3 separate regions of the Homo sapiens genome follow, and regions 2 and 3 are each linked to region 1. The links are chromatin loops, found by intact Hi-C in ENCODE. Cell type or tissue: endothelial cell of umbilical vein. All regions are shown on one strand.

The links. Hi-C counts contacts between places; a loop is a spot of excess contacts. Peaks named below come from ENCODE experiments on the same cell type or tissue, not always from the same donor. Only the 100,000 strongest peaks of a DNase experiment are listed, where the experiment ranks them.
Region 2: it touches region 1 in a loop (9-fold over the local background); 8 of 110 quality-filtered maps call a loop at or near these places.
Region 3: it touches region 1 in a loop (2.2-fold over the local background); 2 of 110 quality-filtered maps call a loop at or near these places.

What each region holds. Positions count from the first base shown.
Region 1 is chr10:72,831,313-72,839,312 of GRCh38, reverse strand. MCU (mitochondrial calcium uniporter) reads right to left here. Exons shown (of 8, transcript NM_138357.3): 2 at 4,885-4,954. Among named protein-coding and RNA genes, the nearest start is that of OIT3, 58 kb to the left of the region's middle. In endothelial cell of umbilical vein, a CTCF peak has its summit at 4,893 (motif pointing right); DNase peaks (open chromatin) are centred at 4,922, 6,472 and 6,752.
Region 2 is chr10:73,057,063-73,065,062 of GRCh38, reverse strand. The region is part of intron 5 of P4HA1 (prolyl 4-hydroxylase subunit alpha 1); the gene reads left to right. Among named protein-coding and RNA genes, the nearest start is that of P4HA1, 36 kb to the left of the region's middle. In endothelial cell of umbilical vein, no CTCF peak of the experiment used is centred here; a DNase peak (open chromatin) is centred at 3,822; H3K27ac peaks cover 367 bases.
Region 3 is chr10:72,716,017-72,724,016 of GRCh38, reverse strand. All of the region lies in intron 1 of MCU (mitochondrial calcium uniporter), which reads right to left. MIR4676 (microRNA 4676) reads right to left here and starts at 2,988; the gene lies at 2,917-2,988. In endothelial cell of umbilical vein, no CTCF peak of the experiment used is centred here; a DNase peak (open chromatin) is centred at 3,026.

The sequences.
Region 1 (8,000 bases):
GCGGTCCAAAGATGGATTGTTGTGGCCAGCCACAGTGGCTCACCCCTGTAATCCCAGCACTTTGTGAGACTGAGGTGGGTGGATCACCTGAGGTCAGGAGTTCGAGACCAGCGTGGCCAACATGGTGAAACCCCCTCTCTACTAAAAATACAAAAATCAGTCGGGCGTGATGGTGCGTGCTTGTAATCCCAGCTGCTAGGGAGGCTGAGGCACGAGAATTGCTTGAACCCAGGAGGCAGAGGTTGCAGTGAGCCAAGACCGCACCACTGCACTCCAGCCTGGGTGATGGAGCGGGACTCCGTCTCAAAAAAAAAAAAAATAGATGATTTGTTGTGACAGATGTACAATGATGGGTAAATTTTATGGTATGTGAAATATAGCTCAGTAAAGCTTCTTTAAAAAGTAGCAGGACAGAAAACAAACAAAAAAAGCTGGAGCATGTATCTGGTTCCCAAAACCATGCACAGACCTTAGGTTTCGAATTTATATATTATCTATTACTTGGGTTGACTAAACAGATGATTGTTTATTAATTAAACAGGAATTTTCAGATACTTTCATTATTAAAATTATTTGCCCGCAAACAATTTTTGTAGGGAAATCTTGTATCTTTTGTTAAGTACAAGATAAACATAACAACTCTCTAGCAATTCTCTCTCACTCTTTTTTTTTGTGTGTGTGAGACAAGGTCTGACTCTGTCGTTCAGGAGGGAGCAGTGAGCAGTCAAAGCTCACTGTCGCCTTGACTTCCCACCTCATTGCAGCCTTGACCTCCTTGGGCTCAAGCAATCCTCCCACCTTAGCCTCCCAAGTAGCTGGGACAACAGGCACATGCCACCACGCCCAGCTAATTTTTGTATTTTTTAGTAGAGATGAGGTCTATGTTGCCCAGGCTGGTCTTGAACTCCTGAGCTCAAGAGATCCTCCTGCCTTGGCCTCCCAAAGTGCTGGGTTTACAGGCATGAGCCACCATGCCTGGCCCTAGCAATTCTTAATACAAGGCAAATTGAGTAGGATTACATTTCTGGATAAAAAAATAAAAGCAGCTAGATAAGGCTATTTTTCTTGTTCTTTCTCTAGTTCACCTTTCACACTTTCCCAATAGCTAGAGTGAAGATAGGTCCTGGTCTACACTATTAAAAAGTATTTGGCAGCCGGGCGCGGTGGCTCACACCTGTAATCCCAACACTTTGGTAGGCTGAGGCGGGTGGATCACAAGGTCAAGAGATCGAGACCATCCTGGCCAACACAGTGAAACCCCGTCTCTACTAAATATACAAAAAAAAAAATTAGCCAGGCGTGGTAGTGAGCGCCTGTAGTCCCAGCTACTCGGGAGGCTGAGGCAGGAGAATCACTTGAACCCGGGAGGCGGAAGTTGCAGTGAGCCGAGATTGCGCCACTGCACTCCAGCCTGGCGACAGAGTGAGACTCGGTCTCAAAAAAAAAAAAAAAAAAACCAGTATTGGGCATCTCCTTTCACTCTCAAAAGTGTTCTGAGTTGGATGATAAATTATACAAACTGTCTACAGCAGAATTATCCACATCCTTAACTTCCACTAACATGAAGGGAAACCCCTGGAGGCTTTAAAGACTTCAAGTAAGTATAAACCATATAACCATAAAAATTTTACTATCAGTCATTTTACAGTTGAGGATCTGGGGCACAGAGAAATTAAAATGAGAAGTCTAAGACCACGTGTTTTAGATTTGAGGTCTTTAGCACTACCACAACCACTCCTTACAGAATAAGTACTGTTTCTACATTTTTCTGTTGGAGGTGTTAACTATTACTATCTACATTTCACGAATGAGGAAACAGGCTTTGACTTATTACTTACCGGGGGTTATAAGGAGGTTAAGTGGTAGAACTGGGATATAAACCTAGGTCTGCTTGTCTCCAAAGCTTACACTCTAAACATTTAAGCAGATTGCCTCTCATGAAAGCAAACATGGGTGTGAGTATGAGTATGTGTTTGTTCCATGGTTTGGTCTAGGGGAATCTGTATCACTATAAAATTGTATGCAAAATTTCCTATGTTTATATAAATTCTTCTAGAGAAAGGGTCTAGAACTTTCAATAGATTCTCATAAGTATTTACGATACCAAAAAAAAAAAAATCTAGAACCTGTTAGATTGCTTTGTTAGAGAGGTAAGCATTTAAGATAATCTACATATTTTATTATCAGCTGTTACCGTCATAACCAGATTCGTCAACTAACATAATTAACAAGCAATTACTGAAAAGCAGTATATATAGGTATATTTACTAAGCATATAATACCATAATTATAGGATATGATATTTTAGACCTTATACTTCTAAAAACTGAGGGTCAAGCCCTCATTTAATACTGAAGATGACCAACAGTCACAACAAAGAGCAGGGAGTGATGGTAGAAATTTCTGTTACTGGTGACCAAACTCTACTTATTGGAGTAGCTGTGGATTAAGCAGTTTTCTCACATGCTATACTGACCTAAGGTGAAATTAACTTAGAAGTACAAAATTAGAAAGATATATAATAAGGACATCAAGCTACATTAAATCAAATAATTTTGTGCTTTTATTTCTTGATAACTAATATGAATTAGTTTTCTTAAGAAGGATAGTGTTGGTAGGAATTTGGGGAGACACTCTTTTTTTTCTTAAGTTGGTATCTTTTTAGCTTTTGTAAAAATAATATTGCCTTCAAACCCTCATAATGGCAACCTATCAGCATTTATGTCCTCTGATAACATCTGGCCTAACTGTACCATTGTTAAATTACTGAAATATCTCCATATGGATAGAATATAGGTATACATAACTGTACCATTGTTAAATTACTGAAATATCTCCATATGGATAGAATATAGGTATACATAACACAGCCTATATATAGATATATATAACAGGATAATAGTAACGGTAATAAGTAGCAAAATTAGTATCAATTCCAATATGAATTCATTAGTTCAAGTTAATTGCCACTAAATATCATAACCACCAATGGGACTTGACCTTCCAGCTGTAGTATAACATGTGACTTGGTTGATATTCTTTATGAATATATATTGATATATGTGGATATTGAATATATGACAATTTCAAACACTATCATAAATACTAGAAATTTTTGAATGAAATAGTTCAGCAAAACTGAGTGGATTCAGCAATGTAAACTTTTTTTTTTTTAACAGTGAAATTCTTTTTATTCAAACTATCTAATGATGGCACCCTGCAGTGGTAATGGAGTAAGTCAGAACCTGGGAGTGGTGCTGGCACAGATGTGGACAGTCACCATTTGGCTATTTAATGGACCAAGCAGTGTCAAGAGGAAGAGAGATACCCACCCACTGCATTGAAGGAGCTTAAGGAGGGAAAGGAATATGTAGCATAGCCAGGTGGCATTATGGTCCTCTGGCTCTTGGCCACGTAGAAAGTACTGTTATCTGGGTACATACTGACTCTTGACTGGGGGCAACACAGCTACCTTTCTGGCCACAACACAGTGCTAAGTGCTGCTTTTTAACTTATACATTAATTGGTACTAATTTTTAGTTTTTTGTCTTTAAGAGACTGGAAACAGAGAGCCAGCTAATATTTTCCTTATTTTGATTTTGGTCTATTTTCCCCTTTTTAACCTTTCCATATTACAAATGAGTAATCACAATGGATTTTTCTTCCAAATTTAGAAGATTTGGCAAATATGAGCACACTGTCTATAAATTCACGTAACAGCTTTGGGAGGTGATTCTGATAACACTGCAAATATTATACTGACTAAATGTTGGGGATTCTAGTGTTCTCATGATTCATTTTCTGGGCTTCTTTAGTTTTAGGCACCCTTGTAAATTTGCAGGATGCTCTTTCAGTGGTTGTTATGCTTACGAATTAATGTTTCTAAGGTTGAAATCAGAGCTCTATCAAACTAAACTTTATACAGAGGAAACATATCTAACAGTCAACCCCTAAACTAAGCAACCTAAACTGTAAATGCACAATACCGGGTAAGAGAAATGACAATAAGAGTTGTAAACACATCTCCCTCCACTACCATAAAAACAACAAAGGTTTGGATCCTGTCGCCAGTTTATAGCATCATAGACATTTACGAAGGATTGCATTGGTCTCCAAGCATCTGTTTATCCCTTCCCACATCAAAGAAGAGTATTGCAGTCCTATGCCTAAGTAGGGAAAAAGATAAGCAAGAGCAGGAGGTCTCAGACTTTGAGTTCCTTCTGTCTAGGCTCTGATACAACAAGAGGCTGGAGTGTTTGATCATTATCCATAATGTGAAGACCCAATGGTTAGAAAACACCAAAGATGGTGCTTCTGTGATCTTCACATTAACTATGTCCCTAGTTTTAACAGATAAATGAGGCTGGGCACAGTGGCTCATGCCTATAATCCCAGCACTTTGGGAGGCCGAGGTGGGCGGATCACGTGGGTTCGAGACTAGTCTGGCCAACATGGTGAAACCCTGTCTCTACAAAAAATACAAAAATTAGTTGGGCATGGTGGTGCTCGCCTGGTCCCAGCTGCTTGGGAGGCTGAGGCAGGAGAATTGCTTGAATCCAGGAGGCAGAGGCTGCACTAAGCTGAGATCGCGCCACTGCACTCCACCTGGGCGACAGACCAAGGCTCCATCTCAAAAATAAAAGATAAATGATCATTTAACCTATAAAGTCTTAATGGAACTTAGTGTTTCTTCTTGGTTTCTTCTCTAAACTCACTAGATTCTCATCCAAATTTTATTTTCCTTCTCCTCCTTTCTCTCTCTGACCCCTAAGCCCACCTTAACTGAAAGAGTATGGTTTATAAATTTTTGTGTCAGAGAATAGGAAACACTGAGCTAAGAAGGAAATAATATTAGACATAAAAGGTGGATTTGCTGAAACTCACCATCAGAGGGCACAACAGTGCTGCAATAAACAGCTCCCAAATTCTGCCAGGAAGCGATCCTCTGGTGTACCTAGAAAACACAAAAGATACATCTACTGTCAGAATGGAACAACAAACATATACTTATGTGTGTGTATATAATAAATATATACATATGATTACTTAAGTAATATGCATGCTTTGTAGAAAACTTTAAAAATACAGATAAAAGAAAATAAAAGTCTTTCAAACTCCTATCATCCTGAAATAATAGTGGTGAACATTTTGGTATGTTTTCAAGATTTATGCAAACACATTTACATATACAAACACAAGTATACATGTTACATTAAACAAAATTAGAATTATACAAATCATGTTTTATGTACTTTTAAAAACATTTAATATTGATTCTAGGTGCTACCAGGCCTCAAGTAAACTTTCTGGCTTTTTCTTCCTCCGGTTACCTTTCAGATCTGCGTCTCCTTCCTATCTCTTACCAGGTATGAGAGTTATTAAGTAGCTGTATCAAGAATTTACTATTATTGAGTAGGCATCTGGTCTTTATGTTCACTCTCCTTTTTAAAAAACCTGGAGAGGCAACCTCACTAGTTGAGTCCTTAATCACGACCGCTTCAGAGTGTTAGAAAAAATCACTCACACTCACATCCACCTCTACTACTTCCTCGAAGAGCAATCACTGTGGATGTGGATCTGGGACTCAGGTTCTCATAACTAAACCATGTTTCAGAATGAATACTGAATACATTTCTCACTTGCCAAATGCTTAATTTATTCCTTTGTATCTTTTACTTTCCCAACCCCAAAAAGTATCAAAGGAAGAGGAAGGGCAGGCATTAACTGAACAAAATCCAATATACCAGCTTCAGGCCTGACATATTCCATTCCATCAGCACAAAGAAAAATCATTTAGTATCTACTAAGCTGTATTAAGGTGTGCATTGTCACAGAGTCCTAAATGATTTTTCTTTGTGCTGATGGACTTTGTATGACTATCATTAATTTCCATCTCGTTTCAACTTAAAAGAGCATGCAGAAATGTAAGACTGACATTTATAAACAATTTAAATAAATAATTTAAAAATTACTTGAGACTTGGCTCACAGCTAGTTTCGTTTTAAATCTTTGATTCATTAGGAATTACTTCTAGTCAAAGTTACTAAGTAGAAATCTAACTAATTTCCCTCTAATGACAACATAGCTGTCCCATACAGTGAATAATACATCTTTTCCTTTCTTATTTGAAATGCTATCTTTATAATTTTCCAAATAATTACATGAATTTGGATCTACTTCTGAAATTCTATTCTGTTCATGCTCTAGTAGCCACATTGTTTTAACTAACATTCTAGTCTTATTTCAGTATCTGGTAGGGCTAGTTTTCCCTTATTACTTTTCTTTAAGACAACTCCCAGCTATTCTTGTTTATTTGTTTCTCCACATGAACTTCAGAGTCAGTTTATCTAGACACACACACACACACACACACACACATAGCTATTGGTTTCAAAAAACAGTATCATGTAGTGGTTAAAAGCACAGAATCTGAAATAATCTTGCCTGAGTTCATTTTGTGGTTCAGTAACTTTAACTGCAACTCTTGGGCAAGTTATTACCTTCTTTGTGCCTTGGTTTCTTCACTGAAAAATGGGCAAAAAGTGGTACTAACATCACCCATATAAAGTAGTTGTGAGGACTAAATGAGTAATACATGTAAAGTCCTTAGAACATGCCTGGCATAGAGTAAATTCTCAATAAATATTAGCTATGTTTTGTTTTGAGGTATTAACTTCATGGGTTAAAAAAGGATTTTGATTTTTTCCAAAGAATCTTGTTAAGTCTTTCCATTTAAGTCTCTGTTTGTATTTCTGAGAAGCACTTTGAAGTTGTTTTCATGCAGATCCTGTAGGCTCTTTTTTCCTCATGTAATGGTTTTTGGACTAAGTCTTGTCCAATATTAGGAACACAATCCCTGCACGTTTGAGTTTGCATATGCCTGTTACATCTTTGTGTGTTCTTTAATTTTGTTATCCTTTCTGAGTTTCTTTGCTTTCATTTTCTTAGTAATCTGATCTGGGAATGTTTTAATAGGAGAATTAGCCTACATACTTTAATTAATATAACATACATACGTAATCTCTTATCAGTTATGAAATTTTATGCTATGCTTTCTAAAGTAAAAATACTTTACTAGTGACTAGGCATGGTAGTTCACGCCGGTAATCACAGCACTTTGGGAGGCTGAGTGAGAGGACTGCTTGAGCCCAGGAGTTAGAAGAGGCTGCAGTGATCTATGATCGTGCCGTTGCACTCCAGCCTGGGCAACAGAGTGAGACCTCATCTCTTAAAAAACATTAAAATAAAATTACTCAAAGATTTGTGCTTGCTTTGTTTTAGTTATATATATATTCCTTAAGAAAGGCTTACTTTTTTGTTCTAGTAGTTACTTCAGAGTAAAAGTCAAAGTTCTTTTAACGGCCTTTGAAAGTCTAATATTCTCTGATATCCCATTATCTCTGACTTCATCGCTTACCACTCTCCCTCCTACATTACTGTGCTTTACCCCTTTAGACTCTTCCCTGTTTCTTGAACTCAGCTACATTTTTGCTTCAGGGCCTTTGCAATAGCGATTACCTTTGCTTAGAATACTGTTTCTCTAGATAACTACATGGCTCCCTCAGTTCCTTCAAATATTTGCTCTACTCATCCACTTCAAAAAAAGCAATCTCATCAATGGGTACTCCGAATCCTTTTATGCTGTATTTTCCCCCCATACATTTAACACCTCTTAACAAATTATTTACTTATTTTTGTCTCCTCCAACCCACGAAGCAAAAATTTTCATCTGTTTTGGTCACTGACAGTGCTTGACAAATAACAAGTCCTCATCAAATACATGTTAGGCAAAAAACAAAACAAAACAAAACAAAAACCAACCCTATATTTTATAGTTTATGTTATAACTATAATTTTATATAAAATATACTGTAACATATAAAAATCCTATCTCTATCGTCAGCAATGATTAATACAGCTATGTTTCTTTTTTCTTTCCCTCTACCATTCGGTTTCGTTTATTAGATTATTTCTCTTAGCATTTACCTTTCGCTCTAACC
Region 2 (8,000 bases), 230 kb before region 1:
GCTCACTCAGCTATCAGTGTACCACACTGCCTCAGAGGTGGGACATTAACTTCTAAGTGTGTGCATTTTAAACATAATTATCCCTTACAAATTAAGTTTTGATCCATTAAGTGTTCTTGTGAAGTGCAAGAATTTTTGGATTACGTGTCTCTCTCAGTTTAACGGATGATGTCTCTCTCAGTTTAACGGATGAACCATAAAAATCGATTTCTTTTTCTTTTTTGACATGGAGTCTCACTCTGTTACCCAGGCTGGAGTGCAGTGGCGCAGCTCGGCTCACTGCAACCTCTGCCTCCTGGGTTCAAGCGATTCTCTTGCCTCAGCCTCCCAAGTAGCTGGGATTACAGGTGCCCACCACCATGTCCAGCTAATTTTGTTATTTTTAGTAGAGATGAGGTTTCACCGTGTCAGCCAGGCTGGTTTTCAGCTCTTGACCTCAAGTGTTCCGTCCACCTCAGCCTCCCGAACTGCTGGAATTAAAGGCATGAGCCACTATGTCTAGCTAAAAATGTATTTCTAAATAATGTTTTTCCTATAGTGCCTATGATATTATAGTTTATTTTCTTTATTTTCTTTATTTTTTTGAGACAGGATCTCACTCTGCTATCAACCCAGGCTGGAGTGCAGTGGCACAATCACAGCTCACTACAGCCTCAACCTCCCAAGCTAAGGTGATCCTCCTACCTCAGTCTCCCAAGTAGCCAGGACTACAGGCATGTGCCACCACAAGCAGCTAATTTTTGTATTTTTTGTAGAGACAGGGTTTTGCCATGTTATCCAGGCTGGTTTCGAACTCCTGAGCTCAAGCAATCCACCCCCCCGCACCCCGCAGCCTCCCAAAGTGGTGGGGTTACAGGCAAGAGCCACTGTACCTGGCCTGATATTATAGTTTCTATTGTGACAATAAATTAAAAGACTCTTTAGTGTTAGTTTACTTTCAATTTGGTTTATTATATTCAATTTGGTATGTTCATGTCAGTCATCCATGCCTCTTCCTTTGAACCAAAGGAATTTACAACTTATTCTTGTTTCTCATCAAACTCGGTTTGCTTTTTATATGAAGCTTTTTACAGTCTTTTTCTGCCCATACCACTTTCCTTATTTCATTTTCTTCTTTGTTTTCTTGCCTACTTTTTCTTCTCATGTTCTCTACTTTGGAAACAGCCTTCCTTTTCAAATGCTGCATTACTTTTGATTTATTTTAAAATCAGATTCCCAGGCAGTCTGCCTTTAATATTGTTAATAGATCAGTAAGTAAGACAAGCAGAAATACTTTACCAAAGCAGAATAGCTAAAAATCTTCTACTATCTCTGCCATGCATGTTCAAATAATGTTGCCAGAATATCAAGTCATGTAAAAAAAATTATTGGTGCTATCTGCGTGGATTAATGGCATACTGTCATCTTATGTGTTTTGCATGTCCCTAAGAGAAACATTTATAATTGCTGCATTATGAGCTCATCTTCTCAGTTTACTAGTTCTCGTAACCGAAAAAATAATAGCATTGTCAAAATTTAATATGCATCTTTAGTTTCTGGAACTAACTCATGTTAAACTATTAAGAAGTTAGTTTCTTAGCATCTGCTGTTGTTGGACTATGTCCATCCAAAATTTAGGTGGTGAAACTTCATGGCCAGTGTGATGGTATTAAGAGGTGGGGCCTACAGGAATGGGATTTAAGGCCCTTATGAAAGAGGCTTTATGCAGCCACTAGCTCTCTTGCCCTTCAGCCTTCACCATGTGAGGACATAGCATTCTTCCCCTCTGGAGGATGCAGCAACAAGGTGCCATCTTGGAAGTGGAGAGCAGCCCTCACTAGACAATTGAACCCGCTGGTGCTTTGAATCTTGGACTACCCAGCCTCTAGAACTGTGAGAAAATAAATTTGTTTTTTTATAAATTATCCAGTCCTTGGTATTTTGTTATGGGAGCATAAATGCACTAAGATAGTATCCTTTCCTAGAGTGGAAGGCGGGATAGAGAATTATTTAAGGGAAAAACATCAAAACGTGGGTCTTCATCTTCATTTTAGGAGTATACTGATAATCAGTTACTGCCTGTAAGTGACTAATGGGGCCAGAAAAAAAAAGTGAATGGAGATGATTGTATGATTTGAATATTTGATTATATTGGGTCATGTGATCCTCCAGTGCATACACCTCCAAGCTTGGACTCTGTTTGATACTGGAATTCAACAGCTCATTGTCAGACCAGGGCATGCTTTTCTGTAGTCTGCAAATGTCTGATCACTAGCAAAACGTGCCCATAACTTTACTTCCTTTTGATTTATTTCTCATAAATGCCTTTTCTGTTAGCATCTTTTTAAAAACATATGTGACCACCATTGGATAGGTTATAGCTAAGTCCGGTTCTGGGCATTTTAGTGACTCTTTGAAGTGTATTCAATCAAAATTTATTAAAGAAACCACTGTTGTGTTTGTTTCTCTACCAGTTTTCTTTGTGATGTTATCGGACACTTAATAAATATATACAGTTTTATGTGTTTTATCAGAGAAAATGTAGGCTAGTCTGTCTTTGACCAGTAGTTTCTGGTCAAATACAATATTATACTAGTATAATATTGACTTAGTCTCAGAACTGTATATTCTGAGAGAAATGTTGTTGGAGAAGTCATATTTTCTTGTGTAGGCTTGTTGTTGTTTTTTCACATACCTGTCATTTTTTTTTTATAGTGTCAGAAAGGGAACTATGTGATTTTCTGTGTAACAGCATAAAAAGAGCCCTGTAGGACATGACTTTCTCCTTTTTCCATTATTTATAAAATTTCTTTTATTATGGAAAATATCAAATGTCACACATACACAAAAATAAAGGTAATAACATAATGAACCTATGCCATCACCAAGCTCCAGACGTTTTAAACATTTTGTCATTCTTGGTTTATCTACTCCTTCCACCCTTTCTTTCTGTCATTTTTGTTGGAGTATTTTAAGAGCAAATCCTAGACATCATGTCATTTTATCCATAAATAATTCAACATGCATATCTAACTGATCAGGTCTTTATTAAAATTTATTTTTTTGAGGCAAGATTTCACTCTATCAGCCAGGCTGGAGTGCATTGGCATGATCATAGCTCACTGCAGCCTTGAACTTTTGGACTCAAGCCATCCTGCTGCCTTAGCCTCCTGAACAGCTGGGACTATAGGTGCGTGCCACCACACCTGGCTGATTTTTAAATTTTTTGCAGAGATGTGCTATTGCTGTGTTGCCCAGTCTGGTCTTGAATTCCTGGCCTCAAGTAGGTCTTTGTAATTTATTTTTAATTTTTTTTTAGAGACAGGGTCTCACTTTATTGCTCAGGCTAGAGTGCAGTGGTACCATTATAGCTCACTGCAGCCTTGAACTCTTGGGCTCAAGTGTTCCTCCTGCCTTAGCCTCCCAAGTAGCTGGGACTATAGGTATAAGTCACCTGCGCCCAGCTGGTCTTTTTAAAAAAGTAACATAACCACTTACTATCTCCCTGCTTAACAAATCGACAGTATTTCCTTAATATAATTTAATACCCAGTCAATATTATTTCTCTGGTGATCTCAAAGTTGTTGTTTTACAGTTGTATTTTTTTAAATTATGTCTGTTAAGTCCCTTTTATTCCCTTTTCCTTTTTTTTCTTTCTCTTTATGACATTGGTTAGCTGGGGAAACCTAGTCATATGTTATGTGGAATGTTCCACATTCTGGAGTTGACTACTTTGGTGGTTAACATGTTCCTTTAATGCCTATGTTTCCTACACACTGGTTAGAGCTTGTGGCTTGATTAGATTCGAGTTAAATTTTAAAATTAACTCCATAGGTGGCGCTATGAACTTTCTTTTGAACTGCGTGAACCAACACCTAATGTCCTGTCCCACTTTTTATGATGCTGATTGATGAGTGAGGTTCAGGTGATGAGAGCCTGATCCCTCCATATAAAGTTCTCCTTAAGTTTTATCTACTGGTTTTGGCAGCCTTTGATGATCATTGCCTAGAACCACTATTTCATTAGGGGTTACAAAATGATGATTTTTTTCATTCCATTATTCCTTTTACTTTTATTAACTGGAATTCTATAAACAGGAACATCCTTCATGAACCATTTGGTTACCCTGAACTATATATAGGAAAGGCAGGGTAAGTCTATAATTAGTCTTCTTTATCAGTTTTCAGAGTAATGAGTTGGTGTCCTAACCATTTTTAGTAGTGATCTGTAATTTTCATGACATATCATGAATATGGATATTATTATTTTTTTTTTGTATTTCAGCCTATTCAGTATTACTTTGATCTCAGATTATCCCATTTTAGGCCAGTGGGGAGCATCTTTAGATAGGCTTGTTTTTTTGAATTGACTGTGTTATTATTCTTTGATAGAGAGGAAACTTCCTTGCTTTCTGGCACAGTTTTTTTTCCAGGTTTCTATTCCAGAGTAGGAACTAGGCATTTCTTCAATGAGCCTTGGCCCTTCTTTTTCCCCCCTTAAGAGATAGGTTCTTGCCATGTTGCTCAGGCTGGAGTGCAGTGGCTATTCACAGATGCGATCATGGTGCACTACAGCCTGGAACTCCTGGGCTCAAGTGATCTTCCTGCTTCAGCCTTCTGAGTAGCTGGGACTACAGGTTTTCCACTCCTTGCCTGGCAAGGCTTGATTGCTTTGAACAGGGATGACATTTAAGCAGCAGAGTCTAGCTAGGTTCTAGGGGTGATTATTGCTATATAGTTTGTCATAAACAGAGACAGGAAATATGTAAGTTCATATTGTTCAAATTGAAAACCACAGGGTTTATATTTATATCTCTTTTCTTCTGAAAATTTGGTTCCTAAGGATATTAACATGATTATTCTTTTATTCATACTATTAACTCATACTATTTTATTCATACTATTAATAACATTAAGACTACTGAATACAGGTTTTTTTGTACTTTATATCCTTAAAATATATCACTCTAGATATGATCAGTCAAAATCTTGTTTTAAAGACATCTGAGGTAATTCATTTCTCTTTGTGGCTATGCCCTTAACATGTTATACAGTTGAGTTCATTTATTTCATTTCCTCAGATTTTTAGGGATTGTCCTCGTTTTTTCTTTTGATTCATTGTTTTCATTTGTTTGTTTTAGAAACAATATCTTGTTCTGTTGCCCGGCCTGGAGTGCAGTGGCATGATCATAGCTCAGTGCAGCCTTGAACTCCTGGGCTCAAGGGATCCTCCTGTCACAGCCTCCCAAATAGTTAGGCCTACAGGCATGCAAGTACCACCATACCTGGCTATTTTTTTTTATTTTTTATTTTATTTATTTTTATTTTATTATTATTTTTTTCAGATGGAGTCTTGCTCTGTCGCCCAGGCTGGAGTGCAGTGGCGTGATCTCAGCTCACTGCAAGCTCTGCCTCCCGGGTTCACGCCATTCTCCTGTCTCAGCCTCCTGAGTAGCTGGCACTATAGGCGCCCGCCACCATGCCCGGCTAATTTTTTGTATTTTTAGTAGAGATGGGGTTTCACCATGTTAGCCAGGTTGGTCTCGATCTCCTGACCTCATGATCCACCTGCCTTGGCCTCCCAAAGTGCTGGGATTACAGGCGTGAGCCACTGCGCCCAGCCTTTTTTTTTTTTTTTTTTTTTTTTTTTTTTTTTTTTTAAATATATTGTCTCATTATTTTGCCCGGGGTTGTCTTGAACTCCCTGGCTCAGGAGATCTTCCTGCCTTGGCCTCCCGAAGTGTCAGGATTACAGGCTCTAGCCGCCATGCCCAGCCAATTTATTGTTTTTAATTATGTAAAACTTTTAAATTCTTTGACAGTCCAAACTAGACTAATAAGGTACATTAATAGAAGTCTCACTTTCATTCTTATACTTTTCAACCTATTCCCTTCCTTTTTCTATGTGACCATTTTGTTAGTTTTACTATTTCCAGTTTTTTAAAATACAAGCAAATATATATCTACTCCTATATTCTCTCAACATAAACACAAAAGATAGCGTACTGGCTGGGCGTGGTGGCTCACACCTGTAATCCCAGCACTCTGAGAGGCCAAGGTGGGTGGATCACCTGAGGTCAGGAGTTTGAGACCAGCCTGGCCAATATGGTGAAACACCATCCCTACTAAAAATACAAAAATTAGCTGAGCGTGGTGGTGGGCACCTGTAATCCCAGCTACTCAGGAGGGTGAGGCACGAGAATTTCTTGAACCCGGCGGGGCACGGAGGTTGCAGTGAGCCATCGCACCACTGCATTTTTAGCCTGGGCAACAGAGTGAGACTTCGTCTCAAAAAAAAAAAAAAAAAAAAGCATACTATAAATACTGTTATGTACTTTGGTGCTTTAATTTATTGATATACCCCAGTCATTACTTCATGTATAGAAATCCTCATTTCTTTTTATAGCTACGTGTTATTACTCTATTTTGTGGAGGTTCTACAGTTTTTTTTACTTATTGTCAGTAGAGGATGATTTATTGGGAAACTTAGAGATGGAAGCATGGTCTTGGGCAGTAGCAAGACAGGTAGATCTCTGCACCGTTAGTCCCCAGACCCATGACTTAAGTGTCATAGGGAAAGGATGTACATGCTCTGTAGGGACAAAGGCAAGCTCCAGAACAGGCAAGAATGCTATGCGTGTCATAGCCTGTAATTTTTGTGATAACATCAAGGTTGCTTTGCTCTAAAGGCAGGATTTATAGTGGGTACATGTTCCTACACTAAGGACAGCAAGTAAAGTAGAAATCAGCAGGCATTCGTGGGACTGAGGTTAATCAAAAGTGAACATGGTAGATTAGCATGCAAGATGGAGTCACTGTTGTCTTCACACCCATCAGTTTCTACTTTTTTCATCCCATTTCTTAATAACCATCTAAAGATTGCCACCCTGCTAGAGCGCGTCCCATGACCATCCCCTTTCTTTTTTCCCTTAGTTTCACCCCTATCAATGTTGTCTTTATTCACCTTTTTTTTTTTTTTTTTTTTTTTTTTTTTCTGGACGGAGTCTTGCTCTGTCACCCAGACTGGAGTGCAGTGGTGCAATCTTGGCCCACTGCAACCTCGCTTCCCGGGTTCAAGCGATTCTCGTGCCTCAGCCTCCCCAGTAGTTGGAATTACAGGCGTGTGCTACCATGCCCGGCTAATTTTTTGTATTTTTAGTAAAGACGGCCTTTCGCCATGTTGCCCAGGCTGGTCTCGATCTCCTGAGCTCAAGTAGTCCGTCTGCCTCCCAAAGTGCTCAAATTACCGGTGTGAGCCACTGTGCCCAGCCCTTTTCTTTAATTTAGACTGGCATTTATGTATACCATTTTCATTTTTCATCATTCTTTATTGTACCTCAGACTTTCCTTTTGGAATTTTCCTCCTTGAAACACATTGTTAAGAAGCCCTCAAATGTGCTTTGTTTGGCTTGGAATTCTTTGTTTCCTGAATCTGAACTTCCATGCATTTTAATTTTGGAAATTTTTCTACCATTATCTCTTTAAATACTATCTTATCTATATTCTTTCTGTTCTCTTCTTCTAGAATTCCAAGTAGACAGACTTTAGTTTTTTTGTCTTTGTGTGTGTTTTGTTTTTGTTTTTGTTTTTTTTAAGAGATGGAGTCTCGCTCCGTCGCCCAGGCTGGAGTGCAGTAGCGCCATCTTGGCTTACTGTAAGCTCTACCTCCCAGGTTCATGCCATTCTCCTGCCTCAGCTTCCCAAGTAGCTGGGACTACAAGCACCCACCACCACGCCCGGCTAATTTTTTGTATTTTTAGTAGAGACGGGGTTTCACCATGTTAGCCAGGATGATCGCGATCTCCTGACCTCATGATCTGCCTGCTTCGGCCTCCCAAAGTGCTGGGATTACAGGCGTGAGCCACCGCGCCCGGCCTTGTCTTTGTGTTTTAACTAGCATTTCATGTTTTTATCTCTCTCTACTGCATTCTGGGTAGTTTATGCCATGATAATTTATTCAGCTCTCTCTGCTGGATTTATTATTTTCTTTTTAGTTGTGTTTAATCTATTTTTTTTTTTTTT
Region 3 (8,000 bases), 120 kb after region 1:
AGACAAAAGGATGGGCTTTCCAATGACCTTAGAAGAATCTGACAGTTTGTGTTAAACGTTCTCGAAGATACCATCTGAAACAGATGGACTTTTAAAGATGTTCTGAATAACATTATTAAAATTTGTGGCTGTTACTTGTGAGTGTAAAAGAACATGGTGAGGGCGGTAACCTATTCTATCTGCAGAGCAACAAACTACAAAAGTCATCAGGTGAAAACGAGGAAAGAATGTTTACCTTTAAAATCCTCAAATGTGCTACCAAAAAATATATATATTTTGAAAAGCACGTTGCAAGCACAAATACTGATACAGCCACTCTGGAATATTATGCTGCCATTAAATGTGTATGACAAGTTTGTTAAATATTTGGTATAATGCTGAGCAAAAAAAGCAAAATATAGTTACATGGGTTTTTTTCTTCTTTGAGTCATCTTCGATGGTAAGTTATATGGTTTTATGTTGTATATAAAGATGACCTATTCTTTTATCAAAGCAAGATGAATTCCATTAAAAAATGTCTAAAAGGAAATACATAAAAATGTTAACAATGGTTGTCTCTGAGTAGCACTTTTTCTTTCTTCCATTTTTCTGTACATCTCAATTTCTATGATAAAAGATTTAGTACTTTTATCATAGAAAGAAATTTTTTAAAAATGAATGATTCTGAATATGTTAGAAAAAATAAGAATCATAGCATCATATATAGAACAGAAAACTAAGTTTATTAATTTAATCTTCGTTCTGACAAATTTGCTAATTTTTAAAAACTTAGCTGCAAAAAAAAGACTAGATAATAAACATTTTCTTTTTTTCTTTTTTTTAAGACAGAATCTCGCTCTGTCGCCCAGGCTGGAGTGCAGTGGCCCAATCTCGGCTCACTGCAAGCTCCGCCTCCTGGGTTCATGCCATTCTCCTGCCTCAGCCTCCCAAGTTGCTGGGACTACAGGCACCTGCCACCACACCCAGCTAATTTTTTGTATCTTTAGTAGAGATGGGGTTTCACCATGTTAGCCAGGATGGTCTTGATCTCCTGACCTCATGATCCACCTGCCTCAGCCTCCCAAAGTGCTGGGATTACAGGCGTGAGCCACCACACCCAGCCAAAAATAAACATTTTCTGAAGATAACAGTAATAGAATAAAGGAAATTAAGCTTTGATAAGGAAAAGGGACTTTTTCTCCCATGTCCAGTAGTCTTGAGAAAAGAAATAATGCAAATTTTATTTAAAATGTCACCCAAGAAAGTAACAAAAGGCCTCATAAAAAAGAAACAGATTTTGTCTCTATTTCTTAATCATCTAACAGGAAGAAGTAGCAACTTTCAGTGCAAGCTACTCTCTTCTTTGACTTATAAATCAAACTCCCCCCAAAAATGGGTTGTCAAAGTTACCCCTGAAAAATTAATTTTTAAAAAGTAACTATAGCTATCATGTTTTCAACTCTGGTTACACTAGAATTTTGCTTGTAAAAATAGTTGCATGTTAAAAAAAAAAAAAGAAAGAAAGAAAAAAGTGCCAATAACTACAACTCAATCTTGTTACCTCACTGTAATATTAGCTATGCCTAGACTAAGTCAAGCGGGAGGTTAAAGTTCCTTAATAAAACAGAAAAGAAAAAGAAACAGCTGAGGTTAAGGGGAAAAGGTGGCATCTAGTTCATAAGAAGTCATGTACCTTTTTTTTTTTTTTTTTTTTTTTTTTTGAGATGGAGTTTCACTCTTGTTGCCCAGGCTGGAGTGCAAAGGTGCAATCTCCGCTCACTGCAATCTCTGCCTCCCGGGTTCAAGTGATTCTCCTGCCTCAGCCTCCCAAGTAGCTGGGATTTAAGTGCCCACAGCTTTTTCTAATTATAATAAACAGTATGTTATACTAATCTACACGTTAATATTTATACCAAGAATTCCCTATAAACCCAATTTATCTTCAAATAAAGTGTATAAATTCCATTGTTTCATAACTTAGCACAGATCTTCAAACCCACAATGATGTTACTGTGAGAACAATATACTATCAAATGTACACTTAACCATAAATATTGTTGCATTCCCCATAAGGAGCCTAAGTGGATAGTAATTCAAGTTGCAATTACCAATAAGAGGCCCAAACTGATTTGTTTATATGTATCACAGATATTTTCGTTTCAAACAAAATGAAATGCTTCTTTTTAAGTCTCAACAGCAAATATAACCATTATGCCCACCCACAGATGACATTGCCTAGAAATAGCAGTAATGCATCACTACAGCAAGGCACTAGATGACTACAAAAACACTGTAGTGTATATTAAAATCATCTCAGAACAACCAATAAAATAAAATTTTCATGCAAGGAGATCATGGAAGACCTTACTGAGAATATAATATTTCAGCAGAGACTCAAGAGGGAAAAGAAATAAGAAAACCTGTATATATTCAGGAGAAAAGCATTCTAATGATAGAAAACTGCAGTGCAAAAATCCTATGAGGTAGGTGCATGTTCAGCATGTTTGAGGAATAGCAAGGAGGTCAGTATCACAAAATGGAGTGGGCAAGAGGGAAAGTGGCAGCAGATGGGAGTCAGACGGGGAGCCAAATGTTCAACAGTGATGTGCTGAAGCCGATATTGACTGGGGAGCAGATTGCTGTACATTCTAGAACTTTGAATCAGCCAGAGTGGGAGTAATTATACCAGTAAAACAGGCAAATGCTACAAATCAGAACCTTTTCCCCCTCCAGAGAGCCAGTTTATTGTCACTACCTGTAGGCCCCTTGAAGAACTTTGTCTTTTACTGAGTGAGATCAGAAGCTACTGAATAAGTCTCCTTCTGCCTGATGTCATCATTCCCACTGCTGAATTACGACCAGAGGTAAGAAAGAACAAAAGCAGGGAGACTAATTAGAAAGCTGTTAATATAATCTAGGTGAGATACATTGTTAGCATGAACCAAAGAGCCAGTGGTGAAACAGTGAGAAGTAATCAACTCACTGTCTCACCACTGGCTCTTTCATTCAGGCTCTGGATATAAAGAACTATTCTTACTTGGATCAGTATGTAGCAACAATTACTAAGCTTCCTGTCTAGAAATCAGTATCTAACTCTAACCTAAACATGTCATTCCTGGTTCTGAATTAAGACTGTTAGTTGGATGTATAAAGTACTTCAAGAAGCTCAAATAACCAGGAGTCTTAGATGCACGTTACATATCTTCAGCTATTAAGGGTTCTATTATCATTTCAATTGATCAACATATACATTTGTTGAACATCTATTATAAGACACTGCAGAGAATACAAGTAAAATCTGTAATCCAAGCCCTTTCCTCAAGGAGGTTACAATCTGAAGTTTAAACTAAAGCATCCGTATATAAAAAGATAGATTCAACACAATGGAAGTATAAAATGTGTGGCAGGGCTAAGGAGTATTCTATAAATTGGAAAGGAGAAGGAAGAAGTCACTGAACAGATAGGACTTGAGCTGTGCCTTGAAGGATGGATAGAGTGAGATGATGAGAAAGGAACAAACGGAACAAGTCAGGGCCTAATAGTCAGTGGATCTGCAAAGTGAAAGGGCTAAGAAAAAGGTGGGAATGCACTTGGTGATTAAGGAGTAATCTATTCATGGCATTCAGGAGCATGGGGAGACAGAGGTTACAACTGGGAAGTATGCAGACATATACCTGAATTCCTAATTCCATCACTTACTAGCTTGAGCAAGTTACATAGAACCTTCCTGTCTTTATTTCTTCAGCAGTAGAAATTATAGTACCTACTTTATAGGACTGGTGCACAGAATAAATGAAATAAAATCATGTATGTATGGCATGTCACACAACCTGAAAGTTAGTAAGCAGTCACTGGTTATCAGAAACATTATTGGCCAGGCACAGTGACTCATGCCTGTAATCCCAGGCCATAGTGGAAGGATTGCTTGAGGCTAGGAGTGCAAGACCAGCTGGGCAACCTAGTGAGACCTTGTCTCTCCAAAAAAAAAAATTTAATTAGATGGGCGTAGTATTTTGCACCTGTAATCAGTCCCAGTTACTCAGGAGGCTGAAGTGGGAGGGTCACTTGAGGCCAGGAGCTCAAGACCAGCCTGTGCCACACGGCAAGACTCCCATCTCAATCAATCAACTAATCAATCAATAAAAATGATTGGGAAGTGGCAATGGTTAATGGGCACAAAATAATTAAAAGAATGAATAAGACCTAGAATTGTATAGCACAACAGGGTGACTATAGCCAATAATAATTTAATTGTATATTTTAAAATAACTAAGAGAATATAATTGTATGTTTGTAATATAAAGGATAAATGCCTGAGGTGATTTATCCTCAAGTCACTGGAAAAACCAAAAGTGACAATAAGAAAAATCACAAAAAGAGCTCTGTTTGGGAAGAAAATTCTACATTCTGGTTATGTTAAGTGATACCTTAAAGCCAAAAGAACATGTAAAATACACACACAACCAAGACTACAGCTCACTTGCTGATGTAACAATCAGTGGGAAGGAACACATACCAGCACTCGTAAACACATGAATATTCCAAATGCACAACTATTTGACCGATCATTCTTTACTGTACTAAAAGAATACCTGAACGTTTTGACTTGGTGAATCAAAACAGACCAAAAGGAAAAGATGTCCTTCTTTGGGGCATCTCAAAAACCTGGTTACAATAACAACAGATTATTAACATCAGCTACTTTATTCTTCTTATAATACAAATAAGACTAAGACTGTAACAGCTCCAGTAACATAATGGTACCTTGATAATCCTATAATTCTGACAGCATATATTCTAAGATAAAAGGTTCATTTGCTCAACTGGTTCTCTACATATCCTTTAAATGTTAACAGTGAAATGCTGTGTGTTTTCCAGAATTGCTAATACTTTTAATACTTTTTGTATATACTTTCTGAATAACATGTAAATGAAAAAGTATAAACTTGATAATTTTTTCACAAAATGAACCCACCCATGTAACCAATGCCTAAACCAAGAGACAGAACATTACTAGCACCCCAGGAGCCCCCTTCATACCCTCTGTCAAACACTTTCCCCAAACCCCCAACAAAGGTGATCAGTCTCCTGACTTCTGACACTATTGATTAGTTTTACCTGCTTTTGAATTCATATAAATGGAATCATACACTGTTAGTGTCTGGCTTCTTTTGTTCATCATATTATTTGTGAGAACCATGCATTTTTATATGTAGTTGTAACCTGTTCATTCTGATCACTGTTCAATACTCATTATGTGGTTATGTCACAAATTATATACTTATTCTACTGTTGATGGGCACTTGGAAAATTCCAGTTTGGACTATCAGTCCTGCCATGAACATTTTTGTCCAGGTCTTTTGGTGAATATAGATAGACACATAATTCTGTTTTGTATAAACCTAGAAATGGAACTCCTGAGTCATAGGGCATGCATGTGTTCAACTTTTGTAAATAACTAATGAACTTTTAAGGAATAAATATTTTTAAATCTTCATAGGGAAATATGAATGATTAATAGATTCATCAGAAGGTATGGACTCCAAAACTACTTTCAGCGGGAAAAAACTTATTGACGTAGGATAGTTGATCCACATCATTCCCAAAGGAGGCAATTTACTTTAGAATATTTTCACCAGCAATTTAGCATATGATACTTAATGACAGAAGTAACCAAATCCATCTTGTCCTTTCTGAAATTGATGATGCTAAAATTTAGAAACAATTGAAGAGCCATTACTATCAATAAGATAAAGTAACAATTTTTTTTCCCAACACCTAACAGGAGAATATAAACATTACAAGTCCAAACTTTGCCTGTTGTACTCATTTAAATAGACTCTTGGAAATTGAAAGGGACTTCAGAACTAGCCTAACCTTCAGGTGATCATATAAATGTCTCCTATTTCAACGAACATGCTAATAAAAATTCCTTTAATCCAAGAACAGAAAAAGAACACTAGGCAAAAACTAAGGGAATCTGAATACAGTATGGACTTTAGTTAATAATAATGTATCAAGATTGGTTTGTTAATTGTAACAAATGTACCAAAGTAATGTAAAATGTTAATAATAGAAGAAGGTGAGGGATATATGGGGATTCTGTGTAAGATCTTTGCCATTTTTTTGTAAATCTAAAACTGTTCAAAAATAAAATTTATTTTTAAAAGTCCAATTAAAACTCTGCAACATAATCTACAGATTGTAATACACCTGCTAAACTCCTTTCAAAACGCAATCCAGATGCACTTTTAAAGCTGTTAGACACACATACCCACACACACATACACAAATATACTTTCTATCTATGGTCTTAGATACATAGATATATGAGGAAAGCATTCTATCTATGCCAATTTTAGTTTTGCTCCTAGCTTCAAAATTATGAACAAGGCTCTAACTTCTTTTTTTATTCCATCTAAGCCAACCTTTCTGAGTATATACTATAAGCACTTAGTGACTCATTAAGAAGCAATCCCGGCTGGGCACAGTGGCTCACACCTGTAATCCCAGCACTTTGGGAGGCTGAAGCGGGTGGATCACCTGAGGTCAGGAGTTTGAGACCAGCCTGGCCAACATGGTGAAAGCCCGTCTCTACTAAAAGTACAAAAATTAAGCGGGCGTGGTGGCGGGCGCCTATAACCCAGCTACTTAGGAGGCTGAGGTAGGAGAATTGCTTGAACTCGGGAGGTAGAGGTTGCAGTGAGCCGAGATCGTGCCACTGCACTCCAGCCTGCGCGACAGAGCGAGACTGTATCTCCAAAAAAAAAAAAAGAAGCAATCCCCTAGTTATCTTCAAACAATAAAAGCATCCAAACTCCAATTAAGACCGATACTCTTAACAACCATATCTTTGTGGTTTAAATCATTGAGTCTTTGCTTTTACTTCAGGGGCAAAAAAAAAAAAAAAGAGAGAGAGAGAGAAAGGAAATAGACTGTGCACCTTTCAAATAGTAGGGAAAACAAGCATCGCCTAATATGTTGTGAGACCTAGCAAAAGGAACCCTAGGAAAGGAGGCAGGAGACCTACCCTCTGATTTCAGTAGTAGAACACTGATTTGCTCTGTGATCCTTGAATAACTCTGGTCCTCAATTTCCATTACCCTGACTGGTATTTTAACTGTAATAATTCTTCCATGAATCTGGAAGTCCTTTCTTTCTTTAAGAAACAGGGTCTTGCTCTGTCATCCAGGCTGGAGTACAATGGCGTGATCACAGCTCACTGCAGCCTCAAATTTCCTGGGCTCAAGCGATCCTTTCACCTCAGCCTCCCGAGTAGCCATAACTACAGGGGCATGCCCAACTAATTTTTTTTTTTTTTTAATGGGGCCTCACTATATTGCCCAAGCTGGTTAGGCACTCCTGGCCTCCAGCGATCCTCACACCTCGGCCTCCCAAAGTGTTCAGATTACATGTGTGAGCTACCACGCCCAGCCTATAAAACCTTTAGAGAATCCAATAATAGTAATAACATCCTACCACTGAATGAACGCCTACACCCAGTGAGAAAGCAAAAAAGAGAAAGAGAAATGAGAGTCAGTGTGAAAGACAGAGAATAAATGAATGAAAGAAAAGAAAAGATAAAGAAGCTGGACTGCCATTACAGCTTTCCATTTCAGTAACCTTGTATTAGTAATCAATCATACCACTATGCATATTGCAAATATTTACTTGCTAGTCAGCATTATGACACAGGTCTTGACTTTCCTGGTTTTCTCTTTAGAAGCCTATTTGAAAACAACTGTGGTTCTGGCAAGTTTATTTCTAAATACAATTTGAAGTTTAGTTTGCCTATAGTAGGAGTTGGCAAACTTTTTCTTAAAGGGCTAAATAATAAATAGTTTAGGCTTTATGGACCATATAGTCTCTGTTGTAACAACTAAACTCTGTCCTTATAGTGCCAGGGCAACCACAGACAATCTGTAAACAAATGGATATGTCTGTATTGTAGTAAAACTTTGTTTACAAAATCAAGCAACCATTTATGCTACAGTTTGTCAACGCCTGTTCTACAGTAACAG